2 separate regions of the Homo sapiens genome follow, and region 2 is linked to region 1. The links are chromatin contacts, found by Hi-C or POLR2A ChIA-PET in ENCODE. All regions are on one chromosome and are shown on one strand. Each heading gives the region's core, a stretch centred on a gene start or an enhancer-like site at or near the end of the contact. The rest is flanking DNA. Distances are from core to core; before and after follow the strand shown. Region 1 holds the start of MED1 (mediator complex subunit 1). Region 2 holds the start of ACLY (ATP citrate lyase).

What was found. A loop is a pair of places that touch in the nucleus more often than their neighbours do. ChIA-PET counts read pairs that join two places held with the same protein, here RNA polymerase II (POLR2A). Pooled maps may share reads with other maps.
Region 2: a loop to region 1 is called in a pooled map, with 9 times the contacts of the local background. The contact joins the promoter of ACLY here to the promoter of MED1 in region 1. A Hi-C loop is called at or near these places in 8 of 50 pooled maps. POLR2A ChIA-PET finds 5 or more read pairs at or near these places in 2 of 52 experiments (A549 and BJ).

What each region holds. Positions count from the first base shown.
Region 1 is chr17:39,449,398-39,454,034 of GRCh38, reverse strand. MED1 (mediator complex subunit 1) reads left to right here and starts at 2,772. Exons shown (of 17, transcript NM_004774.4): 1 at 2,772-2,997. The coding sequence starts at 2,973.
Region 2 is chr17:41,915,644-41,920,302 of GRCh38, reverse strand. It overlaps ACLY (ATP citrate lyase), which reads left to right and starts at 1,352. Exons shown (of 29, transcript NM_001096.3): 1 at 1,352-1,423. RefSeq lists silencers at 970-1,229, 1,710-1,949.

The sequences.
Region 1 (4,637 bases), core at 1,523-4,022:
TCTTTCTTTTAGATAATCTCCCTAACATGGTATTCCTCTTTTTGGTGAATAAAATTCTGCAGCAGAAAATCTCAGGCTGTATCTAAATTTTAAAATACAATATCTACTGTAAACTGCAGGTATTGATCCAATCTGTGCTTTTGTAAAATAAGGGTTGCTTCATTATACAGAAAAACTTTGAACTCAGAAATTCCAGGACTGCTCCATTTGCTTTATTTGCATAACCTTCAAGGGCAGAGAGTCAGGGCAACTCTGTGAACCCCAAGTGATCAGTCAGGTGATGGCAATACTTAGCCTGCAAATCTACTAAAACAAGTCAGAAAGTTTCCATTTAGGCTGTACACAAGAAGAAATATTTAACTAAAGTTTCAATAGCTCTTTTTCCCCAACAAACCAATTTGTTAGTTTAGATTTTAGGTTTAGAGTCCTCTGGGCCGGGCACAGTGGCTCATGCCTGTAATCGTAACACTTTGGGAGGCCAACGTGGGTGGATTGCCTGAGCTCAAGTTCGAGACCAGCCTGGGCAACATAGTGAAACTCTGTCTCTACTAAAATACAAAAAAATTAGCTGGGTGGTGTGGCATACACCTGTAGTCCCAGCTACTTGGGAGGCTGAGGCAGAAGAATTGCTTGAACCCAGGAGGCGGGGGTTGCAGTGAGCCGAGATTGTGCCACTGCACTCCAGCCTTGGCGACAGAGCGAGACACTGTCTCAAAAAAAAAAAAAAAAAAAAAAAAAAAAAAAGAGTCCTTTGGCGCCTCCTTCAAAGCTTAGTCACTTACAATTTGCCCATTGTACCCATTTTCCTATGTATACTGTTCCTATATGTACCTTGAATACTTTTCTTGTTTAATGACATGGCTTTCTTTTTTTTTTTCAGACTCCGTCTTGCTCTTATTGCCCAGACTGGAGTGCGATGACACGATCTTGGCTCACTGCAACCTCCACTTCCCGGATTGAAGCGATTCTCCTGCCTCAGCCTCCCCAGTAGCTGGGATTACAGGCATGTGTCACCACACCCGGCTAATTTTTTGTATTTTTAGTAGAAATGGGGTTTCACCATTTTGGCCAGGCTGGTCTCGACCTCCTGATCTCAAGTACCTGCCTCAGCCTCCCAAAGGACATTGCTCTCTTATCTTCTAGAGTAGAACTTTTCCAATGGTGTCTCTCATCTGCATTTTCAGATGACAAATGATAACTTCTCATTCCATTCTGTAACCAGAAGTTAGTAAAGTTTATTTATAAGCTTTATAAAGTTAAAAATTTCCTAGCAACACTTAGTACAGACTTTTTTTTTTATTTGTATAGAGTTTCCATGATAAAGTGTAGTTGGGTATCTGGCATTGGTACTTAGGGCATAATAATTAATGAAAAAATTTTGAGCCCCTATGATTATAGTGACCAATCATATTTTCGGAACTCTAAATAAGATTAGCCTATCAAGCGCTAGGGTTGTGTTTTCATGTTTGTTTATTTGTCTGAGACAGAGTCTTGCTCTGCCACCCAGGCTGGAGTGCAGTAGCATGATCTCGGCTCACTGCAACCTCTGCCTCCCAGGTTCAAGCGCTTCTCCTGCTTCAGCCTCCTGAGTAGCTCCGCGACCAGCCGTGTTTTCATGTTTGTATTAGCAGCTCCAAATATACACATATTAGGACTCCACAGATGCTTACTAAGTGAAGAACACTTAGTTTGAGGATAGTAAAGGATACAGTTTTTTCTTTTTGAGACAGTCTCACTCTGTCACCCAGGTTGGAGTGCAGTGACGCGATCTCTGCTCACTGCAACTTTCGCTTCACGGGTTCCAGAGATTCTCCTGCTTCAGCCTCCCGAGTAGCTGGGATTACAGGAGCGCACCACCACACCTGGCTAATTTTTGTATTTTTCGTAGAGACGGAGTTTTACCATGTTAGCCAGGCTGGTCTCAAACTCCTGACCTGATGATCCACCTACCTTGGCCTCCCAAAGTGCTGGGATTACAGGCATGAGCCACTGCGCCTAGCCAGAAATAGTTTTGAAACTAAAAAAATGAGAAAAGGGGAATTAACTGTGCTATAGGCTCGCTTTGAACGTCATGTTACAATGCGCCACTATCTTTCTTAGGATGTAATTATTGCATCTAGTATCTCAGGTTAAACTTATCTTTCATAAGACACTCCTGATACCAATAGCCTTTGAAAATCTAGTCATGGCCGGGTGTGGTGGCTCATGCCTGTAATCCCAGCACTTTGGGAGGCCGAGGCGGGCGGACAGCGAGGTCAGGAGTTCGAGACCAGCCTGGCCAACACGGCGAAACCCCGTCTCTACTAAAAATAGCTGGGCGTGGTGGCGGGTGCCTGTAATCCCAGCTACTCGGGAGGCTGAGGCAGGAGAATCGCTTGAACCCGGGAGGCGGAGGTTGCAGTGAGCCGACATCGTGCCATTGCACTCCAGCCTGGGCGACAAGAGCAAGACTCCATCTCAAAAAAAAAAAAAAAAAAATTAAAAAAAAAAGAAAAGCTAGTCTTTCAGTACAGGGATCTGGAGATTTTAATTTGCGAGCTGTTTAACTGCTAAAATAAAAAAAAAATGGCGGTTTCCGCAGGGGAGCCGAAAGCTACCGGCCGGCAGGTTTAATATCCAGCGGCGCGAGGCCTGAGACAGCTCAGATCAAAGGGAAGACTGCGCTGAAAGAAATCTCGCGAGGCCGACGCATTGACCAATATTCGCGAGATTTCGATGCCCTGTCCTCTTCCTCTCTCTGGCAGGACCACGGTTTATCTCGCGAATTTTGGGAAGTTCCGTTGGGGAAGATGGCGGCGGCCTCGAGCACCCTTCTCTTCTTGCCGCCGGGGACTTCAGATTGATCCTTCCCGGGAAGAGTAGGGACTGCTGGTGCCCTGCGTCCCGGGATCCCGAGCCAACTTGTTTCCTCCGTTAGTGGTGGGGAAGGGCTTATCCTTTTGTGGCGGATCTAGCTTCTCCTCGCCTTCAGGATGAAAGCTCAGGGGGAAACCGAGGGTAAGTGACTGTAGGGGAAAGGAGGGGGCGGGACACAACTGGGGGAGCCAGTTTGTGAGAGGAGGTTCTTGCAGATGTCCCATGGGGGCCACTTTAGGGGCATAGAGTCCAGGAGAGGGAATGTGTATTAGTTTTAGATTGTCACTATACCCTCCTTGGTGATTATAGAGCTTCGACTTTAGGGCGATGGGGACTCTCAACTTCTGTGAAGATTTCATGCTCGACTAGGGCACTTTTGGCCTAAAGTGGTGGGAGACGGGGCAAATGAATACAAAATCAGCTTACATCTCGTTCCAGAAGAGACGCCTGAATAAATTTAGGGCTGTGTGTAAACGTACTGGAGACTATTTTGGCATCAATGAAATGATTAGGTCCTTATATTTATTAGCAGCCAGCAGTTCTCTACAATGTCAAGTGTTCAGATCCTGTGCCATTGTGTATTTTTAAAGTGCGCTGAATTTCGTTCTTTTATTGACCGAACTACGAACTGCAGAAAAACAACTTTTCTGTGGAACTTTACTAAGATTTTCTAAAGTTCCACACTCCGGCTAAGATGCTGCCTTAGCATTTTGGGCATAGTTCTGTTGATACAGTGAACTGTGTTATTGTTTATCTTCTCCAGTTTCCTCTGAGCTTTGCAGATTAGAGTCCTTGCCTGATTATTTTTGTATAGTTTCTGGCACGTAATAGTCGCTCAAAAAGTGTTGGAGCATCGAAGTACAGATATTTATCAGCAGGTTTCTCAAGAAAAACAAAGAGTGTGTTTTGGAGCAGAGGTCGAAAGGTGAGGCCGGGAGCAGTGACTCACACCTGTAATCCCAGCGCTTTGGGAGGCTGCGGCTGGAGGATCCCTGGAGCCCAGGAGTTCGCGACCAGCCTGGGCAACATACTGAGGCCCTGTCTCTACAAAAAAAATAAAAAAATTGCCGGGCACTGTGGCTCACGCGTGTAATCCCAGCACTTTGGGAGGTTGAGGCGGGTGGATCACCTGAGGTTGGGAGATCGAGACCAGCCTGACCAACATGGAGAAAACCCGTCTCTACTAGAAATACAAAATTAGCCGGGCGTGGTGGTGAATGCCTGTAATCCCAGCTACCTGGGAGGCTGAGGTGGGAGGATTGCTTCAACCCAGGAGGTGGAGGTTGTGGTGAGCCAAGACTGCGCCATTGCATTCCTACCTGGGCTACAAGAGCGAAACTTCGTCTCAAAAAAAAAAAAAAAAAAAAAAGGCCGGGTGTGGTGGCTCACTCCTGTAATCCCAGCACTTTGGGAGGCTGAGGTGGGCGGATCACCTGAGGTTAGGAGTTCAAGACCAGACTGGCTAACATGGTGAAACCCTTTCTCTACTAAAAATACAAAATTAGCCAGGCACAGTGGCATGCCTGCAATCCCAGCTACTTGGTAGGCTGAGGCAGGAGAATCACCCAAACCCGGGAGGTGGAGGTTGCAGTGAGCCAAGATAGTGCCACTGGACTCCAGTCTGGGCAACAAGAGCAAAACTCCGTCTCAAAAAAAAAAAAAAAGAAAAAAAATTGAAAATAAATAAAATAAAAAATTAGCTCCAGGTAGTGGCTCAAGGCTGTAATCCCAGCACCTTGGGAGGCCGAAGCGGGCGAATCACTTGAGCCCACAAGTTGGAG
Region 2 (4,659 bases), core at 103-2,602, 2.5 Mb before region 1:
CAAGAGAAGAGAGGTGATAAGGAACTGCTATTTCAAAAAGATGAATGGGAGGGAAGGGACCAGAAAGTGACATCATCAGGGAACACTTGATTCAGGCATGGGTAGCAAGTTCAGTTACCTTACTCCTGGCAGCAACAGGATTGGGGGAGGGGGTCTTGGAGAAGATTTTGTCTGCAAATGTCGCAACACTGTTGCAGTGTGAGTATGACCCAAAGTGCTTGGCAGGGGGACAGGCCTGCTGCTTCCCTGCATTCTGGGCTGACCTCTTCACCTGAGTCGGTCAGTGGACGCTTTTGGCCTCCTTCCTGGAGCTAGACAGCTGTTAGGCTTAGGGAGCAGCTCCGGACCTACAGGGTTGGGGTGCAGGTAGGGAGGGAGGCTGCAGCATGTCAGAGTGGTAAATACATGTCCTGATTTCCAGGACTGATTTCACATATTCTGCCCCACAAGTTCACCAGCACCTGTCAGATTGGATGTCCCAGTTTTTGGTTTGGAAAATTCGATCTGTCTCAGGTAATGGAGAAGGGGGAGACAGCAGTTCATTCATTCCAGTGTCTAAGCCTGTGGTTGGTGGGAACAAGAGACTGTCTGGGATGGCTCCAGCCCTTCGCTGGAATCTCGCATTGAATTCCTAGCTCCGCCCTGATCCGTGCTGAGGCGAGCAGGTGAGTGGGACGGACAGCGCTGTGCCTGCACCCTCCTAGCCCCACTTGCTTACCGCGGCCCCTGCCTTATCCCACACTGGGAAGTATGCTCTGTTAGCCTCGGCTCAGCCTTGCCTCATCGGCCCAGTGGGGAGAGTCCAGGGAGGAGAGAGGCTCCACGTGCTAAAGGAAAGCGGCCTGCCAGACACTGCTGCTTAAGGAGACTGTCTAAGCAATCGGATTCGGTGCGGCCGAGATGCAGACGTCCGTTTCTCCCAAGGGAAGGAGCAAGGGTACTCCAGGTCCCAAAGCTGCGTTACAGCCAGTTGGGCTAATCCTACCCGCCCCTCCCCCAACTCCCCGAGTGGCAATCTGTCCAGCCCCTCAAGCGATCAGGCCACAACCCCCAGCACCGCGCGTTCTCCTCCCAGCCTAGCCCGGCCCATCTCCCCACCCGGGGCCCCGCCCCGGCCCCGCAGGCTCCCAAGAGGCGGTGGATGGGCCAGCGGGACTACAAGTCCCAGCAGGCCCCGGGGCCCGCCCTCGTGGGGCGGAGCCAAGCCAGCAGCGAATTGGGAGGAGCCCTGGCGCTCAGGCTAGGGAACGCGTGTGGCCAATCGCGGGGCCGTTCTCGCCGCGAGCCGATGGGGGCGGGGAAAAGTCCGGCTGGGCCGGGACAAAAGCCGGATCCCGGGAAGCTACCGGCTGCTGGGGTGCTCCGGATTTTGCGGGGTTCGTCGGGCCTGTGGAAGAAGCGCCGCGCACGGACTTCGGCAGAGGTGAGCACGGGAGGCTGTTTTCGCTGGCTGGAGCCCGCTCGCCCTAGGAGCTTCCTGCCTCCGTCCCCCAACCCGGAACCGCCTTCCCCGACGCGGGCTCGGTGCCCACGCGCCCTGCTCGGAAGTTTTGAGGGTCTTAGCTTTAGGTTAGCCTTCGCCCGGGGTCCCGGCCGGTGGCCGCGTGTCGACGCCCCTCCCCTCCCCCCGCGCGACACACACATATTCCAGTTCCTGGGAGTTTGCATGGGGCTTGCCGCCATCCTTGCCTCTTCTGCCTCTGCCACATTGCATGGTCCCCCTCCTGGCGCGCCTCACCCCTCCCGGGCACAGCTATCGAGGCTCCTCGGGCTCATCGGGACGCCTTTTGGCTCCATCCGGGTTCCCCCATCGGATGCCGGGACGGGAAGTAGAGAAAGCGGTGGCGACTGGTCCCACTCCGATTCCTCACTGGCCGGGCTCAGGCCCTTCTTGGTTCCGTGGGTACAAAATTGAGCTCCACGCCCAAGTGGAGAGAATGAGCTATGCGCGCCTCCGGGGCGGGCCACGCGGGGCCAGGCTGCCCCAGGGTGCCCGAGGCCTCGCCTCGTCTCGCCGCGAGGACTGGAATCTCGCAGCAAGGACCCTCCTCGCACTGGAGGTATCGTCGAGTCCAGCCCCTAAGTGACAGATGGCCGGGGTGCCACCCCACCCTTGAGCTGACGCCAAGTCTGGCCGGGGAAAGGTCCTCAAGGGGCTGGAGGATGCTGCCGCCGCCCTCCTGTCGAGCCTGGCAATGGGCCAGTCCCAGCGCCTGCCGCGGTCTCCAACCTTGGCAGATACCGTGCAGTGCCGAGTTCTGCCGTTATGGGGTCCCTGGAGGTCTTCCTGGGAAGAGGATTTTGGAAGAGACGATAAGGAAAAGTGCACAGCACAGTTTGGCCAGCTAGCCTACTCCTCTCCACCCTTAACTTTCCTCTGTGTTTTCAGCTGGCTCAGCTGAACTAAAATGTGGGGTGAGGGACAGCTGGTAGGTCTCATTTGCCCAGATGGGTGATTTTCACCTCTTAGAAACCTTCCTAAACAGCTTGGGGGGCGGTAGTGGGAAGACCCCTCAGACACTGGACAGCTTATGGCTCCATCCCCGTTCTGACACTATGCCTGCCGCAGTAAGGGGCACTCACAGAATTCTGCCTCTCTAGAATTTACTCCAGGGATTGCCTGTCTTCTCAAAAAATAAATAAATAAATACCTACATACGTAAGTCCCAATCCTGCAGATACTAACCTTCAAATGAGTGTTTTTGTCTTTCCCAGAGGCACCCTTAGTAGCATCCCCAGTGATTCCCTTCCCCTGGCTGTGTCCCAGGGGCGTGTTCTGGGGAACAGGCTTCTTTCATTCAGCCTCCTGTGTGGGCTGCTTCTCTCAGTGTCTGCTAAAAGTGAACTCAATCCTGGGTCACTCACCCGTCTGCAGAAAGACTCCATTCAGCTCATAAGGCCCCTCCCTTAGAGAATGTGTGTATGTGTGTGTTTTCAGGTTCCTTGGCATGATTTCCCCCAAATGGTTTACACATTTAGCTGTTACCAAGTAACAGTTCCTGGAGTCCAAGCTCAGCCCAATCATCTGTTACTTGTTTGACAGCACATTCAGCTACTGGGGAGGCAGACTAAGACGTTCTGGGGAGCGGTCCCAAACCCAGATAGGTATTTGTAGGTATTTGCTGATTCCACTAGAGCAAATATTCTTTTTTTTTTTTTTTTTTTTTTGAGACAGAGTCTTGCTCTGTCGGCAGGCTGGAGTGCAGTGGTGGATCTCGGTTCACTGCAACCTCCGCCTCCTGGGTTCTAGCGATTCTCCTGCCTCAGCCTCCCCAGTAGCTACAGGTGTGCACCACCACGCCCGGCTAATTTTTGTATTTTTAGTAGAAACAGGGTTTCACCATATTGGCCAGGCTGGTCTCAAACTCCTGACCTCGTGATTTGCCCTCCTTGGCCTCCCGAAGTGCTGGGATTACAGGCGCAAGCCACCGTGCCTGGCCGCAAATGTTCTTAACTGGTGGTCAGTCTGTGGGCCATCGGATCATTGTCACAGGTGAGCACCTTGAAACAATATGCACAATTGGATTTGTGTACCTTTTTCTGGGGTTTTTTTCAGTCTCAGAAGAGTCTGAGGCCTCAAAGAGGTTAAGAGCCACTGCCTTAGAGAGACTTTAAGACCTCACTGAAGGCCGGGCGTGGTGGCTCATGCCTGTAAATCCCAGCACTTTGGGAGGCTGAGGTGGGTGGATCACGAGGTCAGGAGTTCGAGACCAGCCTGACCAACATGGTGAAACCCCGCCTCTACTAAAAATACAAAAAAAATTAGATGGGCGTGGTGGCGTGCATCTGTAATCCCAGCTACTCAGGAGGCTGCGGCAGGAGAATCACTTGAACCTGGGAGGCTGAGGTTGCAGTGAGCCGAGATCACTCCACTGCACGCCAGCCTGGGCGACAGAGCCAGAGTCCTTCTCAAAAAAAAAAAAACAAAACAAAACAAAAAAACAGAAGACCTCACTGAACCACTAAAGTTGCGATTTATCTCTACTGAGTCCACTCCCTGGGTTTGTGAGCCATTTGCCTTCTCTTTATTGGTGAATTTGCAGAGGCCTTATTTTTATTATGTTGTATACATTCCTTGTCTCAACCTCCCGTCTCTAAGCCAGAATGCTCTAGTGGCAAATCTCTTGTTTTCTATCCTGTATTATCCCATTGTGTCTTCTCTCCTATCCCCCTTCCAAAGACCCTATGGAGATGGGCTCTTGGACCTGAAATTTGATCTGGGTCTCAAGAAAACTGTGATTTCTCAGCTGCAGGGGTCCATTTTTTCTCCCTTGTCCTTTCCAAAGTTGGGTCTTGTGTCTGTTTTGGAGGTGCCAGGTTCAGGGGACTGTTTTACTGGGAGTCTCAGACTTCTTTCTTCTAGAGAGGCATAGCCCAGGGACTTCCTTTCCCCTGGAGTTATGGAAGGAGTCTGAATTGCTGAGGATGGTCAGCCACTGCCCCCTCCTCTCTGAGTGTTCCTTGATCTGCCCTGGGCTGCACTCTCTTTGGAAGGGGGTGGGGGCTGTACCCATTCAATCTGAGGACCAGTTTTTCTGGTCTGAGTCAAAAATATTGGGAAATGGAGCAGTGGGTGGGGGGTGGAGGACCGTGGGGCAGTGAGGTGGTTGGGACGTCTCTGGAAACTCATACTGAGAAGGAATCTCAAGTCATTCCAGG